2 separate regions of the Mus musculus genome follow, and region 1 is linked to region 2. A link is a loop called in an ENCODE intact Hi-C map of the cell type or tissue named here. Cell type or tissue: gastrocnemius. All regions are shown on one strand. Links, peaks and the distances in the headings refer to the core of each region. The heading gives the core; the rest is flanking DNA.

What was found. Hi-C counts contacts between places; a loop is a spot of excess contacts. Peaks named below come from ENCODE experiments on the same cell type or tissue, not always from the same donor. Only the 100,000 strongest peaks of a DNase experiment are listed, where the experiment ranks them.
Region 1: a loop joins it to region 2, with 2.6 times the contacts of the local background. A loop is called at or near these places in 17 of 42 quality-filtered maps.

What each region holds. Positions count from the first base shown.
Region 1 is chr4:140,978,495-140,986,816 of GRCm38, forward strand. It overlaps Sdhb (succinate dehydrogenase complex, subunit B, iron sulfur (Ip)), which reads left to right. Exons shown (of 8, transcript NM_023374.4): 8 at 531-704. The coding sequence ends at 608. It also overlaps a transcript of Atp13a2 not described here. Among named protein-coding and RNA genes, the nearest start is that of Atp13a2, 4.3 kb to the right of the region's middle. In gastrocnemius, for the core only: a CTCF peak has its summit at 3,300 (motif pointing right); a DNase peak (open chromatin) is centred at 5,155; H3K4me3 peaks cover 111 bases; H3K27ac peaks cover 834 bases.
Region 2 is chr4:141,028,625-141,036,946 of GRCm38, forward strand. Crocc (ciliary rootlet coiled-coil, rootletin) reads right to left here. Exons shown (of 37, transcript NM_172122.2): 15 at 8,060-8,204; 16 at 7,063-7,209; 17 at 6,529-6,759; 18 at 5,735-5,928; 19 at 5,350-5,477; 20 at 4,178-4,347; 21 at 2,268-2,447; 22 at 1,525-1,659; 23 at 1,069-1,212; 24 at 474-712. Among named protein-coding and RNA genes, the nearest start is that of Crocc, 21 kb to the right of the region's middle. In gastrocnemius, for the core only: CTCF peaks have their summits at 3,338 (motif pointing left) and 5,721; DNase peaks (open chromatin) are centred at 3,325, 5,133 and 5,727; H3K4me3 peaks cover 1,525 bases; H3K27ac peaks cover 2,728 bases.

The sequences.
Region 1 (8,322 bases), core at 72-8,071, 50 kb before region 2:
GTCAGTCCTGCCTGGCACCCGTCATTTCCTTCCCCGCTTTTGCAAGGCTGGCCCTGACTAGATGCTTATCGGTCCTGCAAACAAGCGTGGTTTTTTGGTTTTTTTGGTTTTTCAAGACAGGGTTTCTCTTTATAGCCCTGGCTATCCTGGAACTCACTTTGTAGACCACGCTGGCCTCGAACTCAGAAATCCGCCTGCCTCTGCCTCCTGAGTGCTGGGATTAAAGGTGTGCACCACCACGCCCGGCTCCAGGGCTGTTTCTTACATTGCTTTTGAGAGTATGTAGTCTCTGCCGTCTCTGATTTACTCTCAGCAGTAATGGCAGGCATCTGGCGAATCCTGACCTTGGCTTGTGTTCCTAGAGGAAGCACCATGCTGGGTGTCCTGAGCAGTTAGGGGCTGCCTACCATGGGTCATCGTGGGATAGGCCTGGGGCTGGGGCTGCACACCACCCTCCTGGGAAGGGGCTTTGCTGCCGCTGTTCCCTCCCACCATGCCTGGTACTGAAGCTCTCTCTCCCTCCCCTCCAGGGTCTGAATCCGGGGAAAGCGATTGCGGAAATCAAGAAGATGATGGCGACCTACAAGGAGAAGCGAGCATTGGCTTAACCCAGTCCGTGCTGAGTGTGCCTGTCAACTCTGGTGTCAAACAGCTGGAGTCTCCCTAAGTACAGCATATGTAATAAACATTTAAGATAAATAGGCGTTACTCTCCATTATTACCAAAGACGGTTGGAACCGAGGCCTTGGTGCCGAGGCACCAGGAAATCCTTGTCCTTGAAGAGGTGGACAGAGCTCCAGACCTGAGCTCCGATGAGGATTGCACACAACCAAGGCAGGAGTGTGTCCCCAGCATCACACGCACCTTGCCCTTCCGTGAGTTAGGACTTGTATCGTCCTCTTCACCTGCCACGTAGTCCCACGTAGTCTCGGTCTCCACAGTATTAGCAAAAGCTATTTGCAGTCTTCAGGACTACATACAGGTCAGCCTCTTCTCGCGGAAGCAAGGTCTGAGATTCATTCCAGCACACAGCGGTGACCCTGACCATGCAAGCTCCACCTCTTGAGGCCTCACAAGGCAAAGCTGCATCCCCCGCCACAGCTCCCTGCCTCGGCCCCACTTCAAACCACACCGGTAATGCTAGGCTAGCAGCACACAATGGGAAGCAAACCAGCCGAGGCAGGAGTTGAGGCCAGCCTAGGCTACACAGCAAATTCCAGGCCAGCCTGAGCTACATAGTGAAATCGAGAAAATTAGGACAAATGAAAGGCCCCCTGTCCTGCATTCTGCATTTGTTTCCTGAATGTTTGACCGATCTAAAATTCCCTTCAAGCCAGGCGTGTTAGGTGGCAGTAGTGGATGCCACCCAGTGTGTAGGTGACAGGAGTGTGTGATATTACCCTCCACCCCTGCATTCGCAGCCACTGAGTGACAGATTTAACTGTTCCAGCATTAAAATGTATGGGTGCCAGCCACTCTTGCTTGACTTAACTTTCTGCACTGATAGACCGATCTAGAGGTCAAAATGGAGTCGATCCTGTCAAAGCTCTGCACACTGACCAGATGTTCCCTGACCTGACTAAGCCAGCGAGGAGACAGGCCTGACCCAGTGATCACCTGGTGCTTGCCAGGCAGCCACTTCCATTGCTCTGTCCTGGTCACACCCTACAAGAACAGTAACTTTGAATCTTTTTTATTTTTTAAGATTTATTTATTTTATTTATTAGCAAACTGTAGCTGTCTTCAGACGCACCAGAAGAGGGCATTGGATTACAGATGGTTGTGAGCCACCATGTGGTTGCTGGGAATTGAACTCAGGACATCTGGAAGAGCAGCCAGTGCTCTTAACCGCTGAGCCATCTCTCCAGCCCAAACAGTAACTTTGAAATGATCCAACAGACAGAGAAGAGTGTTTTAACTCCAAAATTGACTACCACACTCCTTAGGAACCCCTACTCGGCCCCTTAGTGTGGTTACTCTACTTATGAAGGGAAGCATCACAAGGCTTTTCAACCGATGAGACAAAATCTACCAGGTTTGAGCCCTGGTCGTAGGAGGAAGAGCCAGGGGGATCCTGAGGTCTAGCCTGGGTGAGATACTGACCCAAAATGCAAATAAAGGTTTGGAGTGCATCTCAGTAGCTAGGCAAGTGTATCACTCCTGGATTCTCAGACACCTAGAGCATGTGCTAAGGCTGGTGTGATCCCTAGTGCTGCTCCAAAAAAGAAAATTAGAGAGGGGAGTTTGCCCTCCCAGCATCTGAGTCCCCCGACTCCTGGATTAACACTTAGTGACACTTAACCCCAAGTGACAACTGAAATGTGAGGCCATTCCAAGGCCAGCACTTGAGAGATGGCAGGGTAAACCCCTTGGCCCTGTCTGCGGACAGAGATCAGTTTAATTCTAATGACCCTGCCAGACCTGGGAAAGTCACACTCCGTATCTTCAGGGGTAAGTAGACTTTGCTTCTGGTACCTGGATCTGGAGGGCAAGGTGGGTTGTTCTCGGGACTAGCTAAGTGGCACGGAAGGATGAGCTGCGCTAAGAGCCGCATTGGATGCGTGAGGTGGCTAAGAAGGTAATGGTTCTTGAGTAAATAAATATTGTTGTATTGGCCACTGGACTCAGGGGTGGCAGGGGGAATGTCACAAAGGCTTTGATCTTGGGGGAGGAGGTGTCCTGCTGTTGCTAGTGATGGTTTGAGACAGGGCCTTGGGCTTTGCCGTTCAAGTTGACCTGGAATCCACTCTGTAGCTTCCTTCCTGCCTTTGCCTCCCCAGTCATGGGATTACGAGCACACCCCACTGTGCCAAGCAAGGCTTTTCTCTGGTATTCTTTTAAAATGTGTGTCTTGGGGTTTCTATTGCTGCAATGAACCACCATGACCGAAAGGCAAGCTGGGAGGAAAGGGTTAACTTGGCTTGCATTTCCACATTGCTGTTCATCACTGAAGGACGTCAGGACAGGAACTCACACAGGGCAGGGAACCTAGAGGCAGAAGCTGATGCAGAGGCCATGGAGGGATGCTGCTTACTGCCTTGCTCTCTATGGCTTGCTCAGCCGGCTTACTTAGAGAACCCGGAACCACCAGCTCAGGGGCGGAACCACCCACAATGGGCTGGGCCCTCCCCATCAATCACTAATTAAGAAAATACCCAAGTGCTGGATCTTATGGGGGCATTTTCTCAATTGAAGCTCCCTCCTTTCAGATGACTCCACTCTGTGTGTCAAGTTGACTTAGACTAGCCAGCACAGTGTGTTTGCGGCTGTGCACGCACATGCACAGTACCTGGGGAGGCCAGAAGAGGGAGCCAGAGCCCCTGGAGCTGCAATTCCAAGAGGTTGTGTACAGCCCAGTGTGGGGGCTGGGAACCAAACTCTAGTATTCTGGGAGTGCAGCAACTGCTGAGCCCTCTTTCCAAGTCCTTTTCTCTTTGATATTTTGAGATGAGTCTGGCTCTGTACCTCAGAGCTGTAAACTGGCCTTAAACTCACAATCCCCCAGTCTCAGTTTTTCAAGTGTTGAGATTATGCACAGCCACAAAGACTTTTCTAATAAAATGAAGTCCTGAGCAGGATTTTGGCTCGTGTATGTGTATCTGTGTGTCTGTGTGTGTCTGTGTGTCTGTGTGTGTGTGTACATCTATAGAATTTACAAAGCAAGACCATGGAAGGCTTCATGTCTCTCTGGGACTACACCACCCAACTCTTCTCACCTGATCTTTGGGCAGGTGTTGGCTCTCTGTGCCTCCCTTTTGCTACCTGTAAAATGGGAATGAGTGGTATTCAGAATGTGATGGCATCTAAGAATAAACCTCGAAGCACCATGCTTTGTGGTAGTGTAGATACACCATAAACTCCACATAGCTGACATGTCTGAAAGATCCAGCTGTGGAACCCTGTGAACTCAGCCAAAGCCTTCTAAATTCTTATAGTCTGTGATGGACAGTCAGCCAGATTCCTGGGATCCATCACTCAGACTTTTTGTCTTTTATTTTGTTTGAGGCAGAACTCAAATATTGTTGTGTTTTAGAAAAAGAAAGGGAAAAGCCAGGGATATGTTTGGTGGAGGTGTGGTATGGTGTGGGGGATGGGGGTGCCTCTGTGGGCCTATATACTGAGGCATCTCTTCCTCCCCGCCCCCGCCCCCCCAGGTACCAGCCACAGGACAGGGTATAGTGTATAGTATGAATAGAGTTTATTTAGGGAATGGGGAGGGGAGCTGAGGGAGTAGAGGCAGAGAAAGGCAGAGAGAGAGAGAGAGGGAGAAGGAGGAGGAGGAGGAGGAGGAGGAGGAGGAGGAGGAGGAGGAGGAGGAGGAGGAGGAGGAGGAGGAGGAAAGGCCAGACATGAGCACGTAGAGAGAGACGGGGAGGGGTGTGGGAAGAGGGTAATGGAGGAGCAAGAGGAAAGAGAAAGAGAGCAAGAGAGAGAGGAGGGGCAAGCAGCCCCTTTTATAGTGAGTCAGGCACACCTGGCTGTTGCCAGGTAACTGTGGGGCGGAGCCTAGGCGAAATGCCAACATATAACCCAAGCTGGCCTCAGATTCACTTACACAACCAAGAATGACCCTAAACTCTGATCTCTTGCCTCTGTCTCTCAGGTGCCAGGCATGTACCACCACACCAACTAAGCTATATTCCCCAACCTAGTTTTTTTTGCAACAGAATCTTGCTATGTAGCCCAGGCTAGATTCAATCCTCTCACCTCAACCTCCTAAGCAACAATTACTGGACGTGAGGCACCATGGCCTGGCTTCTAAGATTGCCCCTCTCTCTGGCTGCTGAGGGTATCAGGGATTCCTTTGTTCAAATTCCCTCCAGGCGATTCCCTATAAGACCAGCTGCAGAAAGACCACTTTTCTGCATGTTTAGGCAGCCGAGGAGGTCTCTTTCCTGGGATGTCACTAGCTGAGAAAACACTGTGTTGCTGCAAAACTCCATCGAAACTAAAGAAATGGAGAAGTAAGGCCGTGCTCTGGGGTAAACTGCCAGCATCAACATCTGCTCAGCCTCCTGCAGTGTGAGCCAGGCACGGGACTTCCCCCACGAGAGCCCCAGAACAGCAGTAGCCCCAGAGGGAAGCTGTTGGATCAGGCCTGGCCCTTGTGACTGCAGCCTTCAGCTGTGGTTATCTGGGAGGCGAGCCCTGCCCACAGACCGCCTGTGGGGCCACACGGTGAGAGCCACTTCCCCTACAGGTGCCTGTGGCAGGTGGGCGGGACCTTCCCCAGCCTCTGTGGTTTAGGAAAACCCATTTCCTGGCACTCGTCCCATCAAGGAGAAGAGCTGTGCTGCTGACAGCTCGGCTTTTCCCCTGGAGAGCTTGGCATGGAGTCCCTGTAGTGAATGGCTTTTCATGGCACTGATAATGTAGCAAGTAACCTGCAAGGTGGTCTGGCCCCACATCCCTTTGAACCTTCAAGGCCGCCTCTTCCTCCTCCTCTTCCTCCTCCTCTTCTTCCTCCTCCTCATCCTCCTCCTCCTCTGATTTATTTATTATTATATGTAATTATACTGTAGCTGTTTTCAGACACCAAAAGAGGACATCAGATCTCATTAAGGATGGTTGTGAGCCACCATGTGGTTGCTGGGATTTGAACTTTCAGAAGAGCAGTCAGTGCTCTTAACCACCGAGCCATCTCTCCAGCCCCCTTTCAAGGCTTCTAACCCAGCTTAAGGGTCTCATGAATGTGTCTGGGCTCTGCCACGCACCTACCAACTCAACAGTGTGGATTGCATTTTTATTACAGAGAGGAGAGACTGAGAGAGGAAAAGTGACCTTTACCCCAGCCCCTGGGGGACAGAGGCAGGAAGATCTCTAGGGGTCCAAGGCTAGTCAAGGGTACATAGCTAGTCCTTGTCCCAATAAATAAATCAAAAAGTGTTCTCATCGCTGGACAGGAACTGATGCTCCAGCACCCTCTCAGGCCCCAGGCCAGCCGCTTTATTTATTACACTGCCCCTCTGGGGGGATCTGTGTCAGTCAGGTCCAGACTAAAACCACCACCTCTAGGCTACCCAGGCATCTGGGTTTCCTGGGAAGGTCACCCTCTAGGAATTGAGGTGGAAGTGGGGAAGGAGAGAGACAACTGGTCCCTACTGACAATCTCATCTACTAATGAATGAAGTCTCACCTGACCTAGTGACGCCAGTCCCACGCCACACATGGCCAATAGGAATGCCCCCCAACCTGCTCCACCAGCGGCTGCCCCAGCTCAGTATTAAATGGCTCCACTGTTCTCCAGCCACTGAAGCCAAACCTCTGGGCATGTCTGAGCCTCACATTTCCACACCCACATATCTGGTCAACAAGTCCTGTGCACATGGCCAGGTTCCTGGAGGTTGCGCTGTCAAGGCGTCCCACTGTCCCCATAAAGGGATTCCCCCCGCCCCCATCATAGCTCTGCACACTTCTTGACTTTCTGCAGTCTGTTGTTTAGCTTGAGTGTCCTTGTGTCACTTTCCAGTAGTCCCCACTGGACAGGACCTGATGGTCCAGCTCCTGGAACTCAGCCTGACTCGCCTTGAGTTCACAGGGATACTGTGATGCTGAAGGTGTGGGCCCAGGACTATTCCAGCCGCAACTTTCCCTGGCTTACTCCAGGTCTCTCATACACCCTCTGCCTCAGTTCAGAGGTCATTGATCCTGGGGCCGGGGGACACCCTAGCTGTGTCAGTCACTATGGGATAGTGTAGTGAATGCTGTAGATGGGTATCCTAGGCTTTCCTGGGTCTTTATTTGTCTCACCTGTGCAGGGGTATGTGCGGACCATGCTTCCGGGTTTCTGGGCTAGGTCCTACCTCCCTTTAGCCTCCTGCGCATCATCACAGCCAACCTGTATGGAGCACCTTTCTGGCCATATCTGACCATGGGAGTCTATGGCAAGTGTGACCTTCTCCTGATATCTACCCAGTAGTATCAGGCTTTAGATGAGTGCTCTTATGCAGCACGTACAACAAGCCGTCACTGCTGCTATTTGTCATTGTACAGGTCAGAAAAAGCTGTCCCGGGGCTGGGGAGATGGCTCAGTGGATAAGAGCATGGGCGGTAGCCGGGCAGTGGTGGCGTACGCCTTTAATCCCAGCACTTGGGAGGCAGAGGCAGGTGGATTTCTGAGTTCGAGGCCAGCCTGGTCTACAAAGTGAGTTCCAGGACAGCCAAGAAGATACAGAGAAACCCTGTATCGAAAAACCAAAAAAAAAAAAAAAAAAAGAGCATGAGTGGCTCTTCCAAAGATCCTGGGTTCAATTCCCAGCACCCACATGGCAGCTCATAGCTGCCTGTAACGCCAGTTCCAGAGGATCCAACACCCTCACACAGACACGCATGCAGTCAAACACCAAGGCACGTGAAAAGAAATAAAATTTAAAAAAAAAAAATAGGTCCAAACCCAGTAATATGGCTCAGGGGGTAAAGGTGTTTGCTGGGGACTTAAGGTCAATTCCTAGGCACCCACAGAAAGAATATGACTGACTCTTGAAGACTGTTCTCTGATGTGCTATTGTGCATACATGCACCACCACCACCACCACACACACACACACACACACACACACACACACACACACACACACACACACACACACAATTAGAATTAATAGTGCTGTTTTGTTTTGTTTTGAAGAAAAGGAGACCCAGGGAGGTTAGCTTACACATCTACAGTCACACAGCCTGGAAGAGACAGGGGCAGGCTTGAACCTGCACGCGTAAGGTGCAGTGCTGAGGGGTGCGCCTGAGGCTGTGGTCGCGGACAGGACACTTTCTCCTCTTCCACCTCTGTCTCCCAGTATGGCCCCCCTGTTTGTCTGCCAGCAGCCTATCCGTGTGCCTGTCTTTTTGTCTGTCCTGTCTCCCAGCATATCGGTTTTCCGTTTGTCTGTTCTGTCTGGAGACTGTCCCACCTGTGTCTTCCAACCTCTCCCTCCCACTCTGCCTGCCTATTTGATGTTTGTCTGTCCGCCTGTTTCCTGTATTATTGTTGTTCTATATGGAGGCTGTTCCAATGGGGTGTCCCAACGTTCCTTTCTGTTTGTTTGTCTGTCACCTCTCTACCTCTTTGTCTGTTGTCTGCCTGGTGCCCCCCCCCCCGCCCCTTTCTGTCAAGCCGGTCCACTTGTGTCTTCCCAGCATCGCCCTCTGTCTGCCTGTATGTCTGCCTACCTGTCTCGCAGCCTGTCCTTTTCCGTCTATCTCTTTTGTCTGGGGACTGTCCCGTCCACATTCCCTTGCTTCCCATCTCTTCCCTCCTCTCCCCATCCCCCGACTCGCGCCTCCACCCACGCTGCCCACAGCATCAAGATCTCAGCGAGCTCCGGACAG
Region 2 (8,322 bases), core at 40-8,039:
GCGGCTCGGGAACAACCTTGGGAGGAAGAGAGGCACACCAGTGTCTCTGGTGGGGGTTCAGTTTCCAGGGTGACCGACACAGGGGAGGCCTGAGTGTGACCCAATCTCTCTGCTGCCACCTGTCCACTCTCTGTGGTAGGCGGCACCATCTACATGATTCCCTAACCATGGGGTGAAGTGAGGTCCGGGCCAAGGTTCAGTTAGAGCAGTGGTTCTCTCTCTACCTGTGGGTCACAAACCCTTTGCGGGATGAAGGAGAAGTCATATATCAGATACAATCTGCCTATCAGATATCTACATTACAATTCATAGCAGTAGCAAAACTACAGTTATAAGGTAGCAGTGTAAATGACTTTATGGTTGGGGTCACCACACCATGAAGAGTGTATTAAAGGTCACAGCCTTAGGAAGGCTGAGGGCCACTGAGTTAGAGAATGGGGCACGGGAAGCAGGCAGTCCCTTGCCGCTCTCACCTGATGCGCTCACTCTCCGCCTTCTTCACTGCAGACCTCAGCTCCTCGTTGGACCGCCGCAGGGCCTCCCGCTCCTTGGCGCCCTCACTCAGGCTGCGCCGCAGCTCACTAGCCTCTTGGCGATGGGCTTCGGAGCTGTCCTGACTGTCCCGACCCTTACGCTGAGCCTCCAGCAGCTCCCGCCGCAGCCCATCGCGGGTGTCCTCCAACACACGCAGCTGAGTCCTCAGCTCTTCTGCCTGTGCGTCCAGAAAATGGGGTCAGGGCCTCTCAGGCTAGGACCATGGCAGAGAGGGGCCAGTAGGCCACCTCCCTCCCTGGCTAGAGGATATCGTGGTCCCAACACTGCCCCATTGATCTATGGTGAGTGGCTGACCTAAGTTACGGTAGGTACGGGACAAGGTATGCTGGGCTCAGCAGTGCCTGAACTTGACATGAGTCCCCCAATGCAAACATCAGGTGCCTAATGACTGTTTACAGCCCCCTCTCTGAGGTAACCACTGTCTGTCCTCACGCAGGCAGGAGGACTCCCAGAACCAGCCCCAGCATACACGCAGCAGCCCTCAGTGATGCCAGGACAGTAGCGTCAGTTCACCTCCCGCATGCAGGCCTCCCGCTGCCGGCCCAGGTTCCCCGTCCGTTCCTCCAGCTCTTTCACCGTCTGGGCATGGGCGGCAGTGGCTTCCTCCAGCTGGGCCCGGAGGTCTCGAAGTTCAGATGTCAGGGCGTTCAGTGTGTTCTGAAGTGACCAAGATCCTCACGCTTATTCCTGACGTGGCCCCCAACACCCACCCCGCTGCACTGCTCAACCCCAGGACTAGCCCTCCCAGGGGCCTACCAAACCTCGGTGCCTTCCTTGAAGCTCACCTCTCTATACTAGTAGTCTCACCAAGGTGGAGCTGGTGGCCACCTCCTTCAGTTGGGGGTCCTGAAGGAAGGGCTGGACCTTCCACACAACCTGGCAGCATCTCCAGGCCCTCCACTCTAACAAGCCCCTTCAAGCCATGCTGGTTTCCCCTTGGTCACAGGCCCAGCTGGGCTGCCTACCTACCCGGTCCTGTTCCTGCCGGCTCTGGGCATCTCGCTTCTGCCGTTCCATCTCCAGAGAGATGGCAGCCAGACTGTGCCGAGTTCCCATCAACTTCTCCGACAGCGCCGTCTTCTCGGACTCCTTCAGGGACAAGGCCTAGGCAGAGGCAAGGATGACAGGCCTTAGGGTGTGGCTGGGCCTTTCTCCTAGCCTTCCGCTGGTGCTGGCTCGCAACAATGGCCCACCACTGGAGGACGAAGGGCAGAGGCGCCTGCTAAGGAACAGCAGCAGAACCCGGGTGTGGACATGATCTACAGATCTAACTGATGCTTCAACTTCCCCCCTGGAGGTGAAGACTTCCTTGAGTCTCAGTTACAGATGAGAAAGCTGTAGCTCAGGGGGAATGTGATTTGCCCAGGGCGACAAAGCAGGAGATAATCAAGTCTGACCTGCTCCATTACCTTACAGAAAACCAAGAATTAACAATTTGGAAGGATCAGCAAGTGCCTATGGGCACAGCCCAGTCAGAGGCATCCAGCCTGAGGCAAGCGGAGGCAGGAGACCGGAAGACAGCATGCCCTGTGCCACCTGTCACTGTCACTGTGCTAGGCCTCCAACTCTCCTGCCCTGCAGTGAGAGCTGAGACCCCGGAAGAACCTGGCTGCTTCCTGCACTCCTAGCTGCTGGGTGGGGGTGCGCTGGGCAGAGGGGGAGAGCCCCAGAGCTGTCCCACTACTCCCCACCCCCCTCCCCAGCTCACAGACCTGCTGCTTTTCGCTCTCTGCCAGCAGCAGGCCCTCGTCCCGCTCCTGCTGCAGCGCGGCAATCTCCTTGCTCAGCTCCTCCTTCTCGGCCTCCATCCGTGCCAGCAGCTCCTCTCGCTCCTGCTGCAGCTGGCCCTGCAGCTGGGCCCGCTCTGCCTGAAGCTCCCGCCATGCAGCCTCCTGAGGGCCAGAGCAGGGCTATGTGACACACTAGGAGGGGCCCACAAGGTTCCTTGCAGACGTCGGGTCAGAAGAAGGCACAAACACCCCAGAGCTAAGAGCCGTGCCACCAGGTCACTGCAGGGCAGGGCACTGGAAGCTGTGCTGAGGTCACCTCAGGTCTGTGAAGACAACAGGGAACCCCAGTGGCCTGGGATGAGAACAGGAATGCCCCTGGGGAGGATGGTCAGCAGCCATCCAGGGAGGGGGAGAACTAGGCCAGCAGTGTAGCCTGGAGGCTGGGACACGGTGACAGTGGGCCAAAGCCACAGGCACAGGCACTGGTCTGACCAGGTGAGCTGTGGCACTGAGGGCTAAGGGGACAATGGGGACCCCCAAGCCCAGGTGATAGACAACCCGAATGTTATTTTTTAAACTTTTAGGTTTATTCATGTGTGTGAATATTTGTCTGCAAGTATGTCTATGCACCATGTGCACGCCTGATGCTTCTGGCGGTTAGAAGATGGCATTGGATTCCCTGGAACTAAAGTTACAGATGGTTGTGAGCCATCGTGTGGATGCTGGAAACCAAAACCAGGTCCTCTAGAAGAGCAGCAAGTGCTCTTAGCTGCTGGGCCATCTCTCCAACTCTGTTCAGACAGCTAGAGGGTTGTGTAGAGGAAATAAGGCTGGATGCAAAAAACCTCTGGGACTCAGACTGTCAGAGAAGCTGAAGAGAATACAGGCTTGTGGGCACTGACAAGGCCAGGAAAGGTGGTGCCAGGGGCCACAGCGCATGGCTCACTGGGAACATGATACAGCCATGGCAAGGACAGCTTTCTCAGGGTGAGGGCACTGCCTGTCTCTGGTGGTGGGTGAGGCCCTTCTTCAGGCGCTGCCCTGCCACCTACTGGCCATATGTGGTAATTTCCACCCAAATCCGTGGAGGTGGGGGACAAGGGAGGCATCTTTTTCACCACTCTATGAGTCCTGCACGGGGACCATAGCTGTTGGAGGCCGCCCTGCCCAGGCTGTTTTTGAAGCCCTGTCCTGGGAAACACTCCGTGCTGGGGATTCTCAAGTAACAGGAACTGCCAGGAAATTTACTAAGCACTTGGTGGCTGCGCTAACCCCTTCACAGGACCCCATAGCAATCTATCCGTTTCTATGGAAGGAAAAATGAAGGCACAAAAACCTTATATGGCATCAGTGGAGTGAGACCAAGGTCAGACTCAAACTCAGGAAATACAAGCTGACTCAAGTGTGCAAGTGACTTCCCTGGCACGCCCTGCCCTGTCAGTCCTGAACCTTATTGATGAAGTAGAAGCTTTCTACTGGACACTTGTTTGTTTTGAAACAAGGCCTCTCGTCATGTAGCCCTGGCTATTCTGGAACTATGTAGACCAGACTGGTCTCGAACTCTAAGATCTGCCTGCCTCTGCTTTCTGGGTGCTAGGATTAAAGGTGTACGCCACCACACCCTGCTTTCTGCTGTATGCTACACCGGCCTTGCTCCAATGACTGTGGGTCTCCATCAGGTTTAGACCTGGTTTGGGGCCTGGAGCTCTATGTATCTGATAAGGACAACCACCCTCACCCCTTATCTTCTCAGCTACCCCCAGCTATATATCCTCATATCTTCTATGGCAGGCATCTGTTTCACAGATATGGAAACTGAGGCAGGGCAAGACAGAGGAGAGCACAGAGACAGGGAGACTCAGAGCCCTGCCCACTCCTCCCCAGGACCAAACCTTCTCATGCTGCAGTCTCTGGAGATCCTCCTCATGGGCTGCCCGCTGCTCCCGCAGAGAGGCCTGTGCCTCCCGCTCGGCTTGCACTAGCTTCTGGGTCATCAGCTCCTTGTCCAAGGCTGCCTTCTCTTCTGTGGATGTTACCTGCTGCCGTAGGCCTGCCAGCTCCCCTGCACAAGAGGGACGGATGGCAGGAAGGCAGGGCTGAGTCACATGTCCCTCTGGACCGGCAGACTTGGGCTGTATGAGCCACACGGGCAAAATCAGGTGAGAACACTTTCGTGGCACCAATGCTGACTTCCTTGAGGGAGTGGCTCACCCCTCTGGGTACCAGTTCCCCACCTGCCTCACGGGCTCACTGGCTCTGCTCTCCTCATGGACAGGGGACAGAATGGCTGGTGAAAAGGGCACCACAGAGAAGAAGGATATCAAAGACACAGTGTCTCTGTCACTGACACGCTTGCTGGGTCAATGCAATCCATATGCCCTAGCACATCACAGTACTTGGCTTGGATGATGCGCCTGGTTAGTTTAACCTCATCCTCGTCAAAGACGATGCTCCAAGACCAGCAACCACTCAAGCTTTATGGAGTGTCTCCACTAGGGACAGTGCCCCTCACTGAGGGACAAAGCAGGAGGCATGTCCCACCTGGACCTGTGTATGTCGCCCAGGTGTGAGCCCAACAGCATTGCCCTCCCTGGGTCTGTGTGACTCTGGAAAGTTGCTTTCCATGACCCCCACAGCTGCTGAGCTACTGTGCTGAGCTGGAAGGACCGAGTACAGAGTGTGGGGCGCGTGCGGGAACCCTGGGCTGGGACCATGGGACTGAGATTCACGACAGCAGCTGATGGAGCCCAGAGTTCTCTAAGGACCTCAGAACCCTCCAGCCTCCCTGATGACGAAGCAGCAGCAGCCACAGCTGGCACTCTGCCAAGGCCTTCGCTAGCTCCTTCACCTCATCCTGGCAACAGGCTAGGCAGGTGGCCATGCCCCTACCTCTGGTGCCAAAGGAACCTAACTCAGAGAGGGAAGGGCCTGTTCAGGGAGCCATGTGACAGCCCTGGATAAGGAACCCAGGCCAGCCATAGCCATGCACCTCACTCAGGGCTCCTAACTTCTGACTGACTCCTGCTTAAGTCTAGCACAAAGCCCCAGGACTCAGCCCCCATACCAGTCAGAGTTTCCTTGGCCAGCAGCAGGGCTTGACTGTCGGCTTCTAGCTGCTCTCGGCGGGCCTCGAGCTGAGCCAGCTGCCTCTGCACGTCAAATAGGCTGCTCTCCAGGGCCTCCTTCTCCAGGCTGTAGCAACATCGTCCCTGAGGCCTTGGAACTCAGCCTCCCCAGCCCCAGGTAACTGTGGGTCTTAGGGTGTGGCCAGTGTGGGCCAAATGCCAGCCTCCCTGCCCAGCTAACCCCGGCTCCCTGAGCGAGGTGGCATTGGTAAGCCAGGCTCTTAAGTAACTGCTCCACTGGGTTAACCCCGGGGCGTGGCTGGTCAGGGTGTGGACCCAGCACGCCCCCTGCAGGGAGCGGGGCAAAGCCCACACCTTCCTTACCGCAGGCGAATGGCCTCCTCTGACAGGGTCCGGCCCTCCCGCTCTGCTGCTGCCAGCTTCACTGCCAGGCCAGCCCGCTCCTTGGCCATAGCCTCCTTCTCCCGGGCAGCGCGCTCCAGTGCTTCCACCTGCCGCTGGGACTCCCGCAGGGCTTGCTCCAGCTCCTGGTCCCGTCCACTCAGCTGCCGGGAGAGCTAGCCAGCCCAGGGACAATGAGCAGGAGCCTTGGCTGGTTCACCACGCAGCACTCGAACGTGGGGTCGGGCCCAGCCCTGGCCTCGTAGCAGGAGGCTGGGCTTTGAGCACGGACTCTGCACTGGTATGCCTAGGCAAACCCTAGCCTTTCCTATGTCTACAAACGCACATGAGAAAAAACAAGGACCCCAGTCACTCACTCTGCCCTGTGCCCAAACCTGAGAAGCTCAGCAAATGGTAAGGAGAGCAGCTGGTCAGGCTGCTTTGCAGGGCCTGGAGCCCTGGAGCCCCGGGACCCTAAGCTGCCTTCGGGCTGTGTGGTTCCAGTTTCCCACCAAACTTTCTACTTTCACCAAATAGGATGGATCTTCACCAGGGCTGGCCCAGAGTCAGCTTGTCCTCTAAGTGACAGAATTTTAGTCTCAGCGATAGACAAGTGGCCCGGATGAGGGGTATAATAGCTTGCTCAAGGCCCTTAGCTAGCAGAAGTGAGATATGTATGAACCCAGAGGCAAGTGCCTGAGCCCGTGGCTGATTCCAGAATATCACGTGAGTGGCCAGGAGCCCCTACCCACAAATCTACATGGGGCTCAGCCCACCTGGGCCAACTGCTCCTGCAGATGGCTGCGTTCGCTGCGCAGTACAAGGATCTGTTGTTCCAGCGCCTCCCGGGCCTGCTCAGCCACACACAGGGAGCCCTGTAGGCCCTGCCTCTCCACCTCCTGCTCCAGCCTCAGCTGCTCCAAAAGTTCCTGCTTCTCCACGGCCATCGTAGTGGCATGTTCTGCCTGCTGCTGGCGGCCCAGGAGTGCCACCTTTTCTTCCTCTAGCTGTATGGACAGAGATTTGAGGAGCAAAGGGACTCTCCCAGGACCGGGATGTCCCTTCCTTCATCCTACCAACGATCACAGCCAGTCAGGGATGGCACGCAAGGGAGAAGGAAGGGTGTCCACAGGGTTGAGAACCAAGCACCAGAATAGAGCAGGGCCCCCAGAGCATCCTTCTATGAAACACAGAAAGGCAGTCAGGATGAAAGATGGACAGCAGGACAGACAGGGGGGGGGGCGGTGAGCCCAGCATGTCTCTACAGTGTCTCCCTGGTGGAGGGGACCTCGCGCTGGTATACAGCATACCTGGGCGATAAGGCGGTTTAATTCCAGCTTGTCCTGGGCGAGGCTCTCATTCAGGGCACTCATCTTGGATAAGGAGTCTCGCAGGGAGGCCTCCTCTGCCCTCAGCTTGGTCAGGGAGAGCTCCAGCTGCGCTCGGCCTGCTTCAGCCTGCAGTGGGGACAGGAAGGCAACAGTGGGGGAGAGAGCCAGCGAAGAAGACCCTTACAGACTGAGCTGGGGCCGAGGAGAAAGGGTTGACATGAGTCAGACAATCCCCACTAAAGAAGGCTATCAGGAAGATACCTCCTACTGAAGAGCTGCCCAAGAAAGGAACGAGAGGCAGAGCCAGGGGGCAGCTGCAGCCTAGGGCGCCATCGTACAGAGCCTAGGCCACCAGAAGTGGGACAAGCACCTTCCAAGGACTCTCAGGACCATGACCCCCAACTTCCTCAGCCCCAGAACATATTTCCACAGAAAGGATCAGGTGACCCTGAGCTTCAGGCTCTGGTCTCAGGAGCCCCTGAAGAAGCAGGGATCTGTGGCCTAGGTCAAAAGTCAGCCTGTGGGGCTAGGGAGCTGGCTCAGTGGGGAAACCTCATACCGCTCAAGCAGGACGTGAGTTCCTGTAGCAGCTGCATGCAGAAGTTAACAAGGTTAGTCCTAGTGTCTCTACAGCATAGTGGAAGCAGGCAGGAGGACCCCAGCAGCTCAAGACCCAGCAAGGGGCAGTGAAGGGACTTAAATAAAGTGGGAAACATGGTCGGACACCAAGGCTGTCCTGACTTCCATACAAACACCAGTGTACAGGTGCACAAATGCTAACATGCAGAGAGGGGTGGGGGATGAAAGGGGGAGGAGTATGGGGGAGGGAGATTTAAAACACAGTAACAGATAGATAAGAATAAAAAGTCAGTCTCTATCCAGAGGAAGGGGTCAGCAGCATGCTCAGCCCACAGCCTGACGTTGAGTGGTCTGGCTAATGGGAAGAGCCATGAGTCATGTGGCTGACAGGACTCACCTTGGTTAGCGCCTCGGCCACCTCTGCCTTCTCCGTCTGCAGTACATCCCTCTGCAGTATGGCGCAGCTCAGTGCCTCCCGCACCTCCACCAGCTCCTTAGTCAGCCCTGAGCGCTTCACCTCCAGCTGTTCCAGCTGCCTATGGCTGAGGGACAGACTCCTGTCACTTCTCTGCTCTGTACCCCATGCAGGACACAGGATGCTGGGCCCGGGCGAGTGAGGCACTGGTAGGATTGGAGCACAAGAGCCTCTCCTACAAGGAC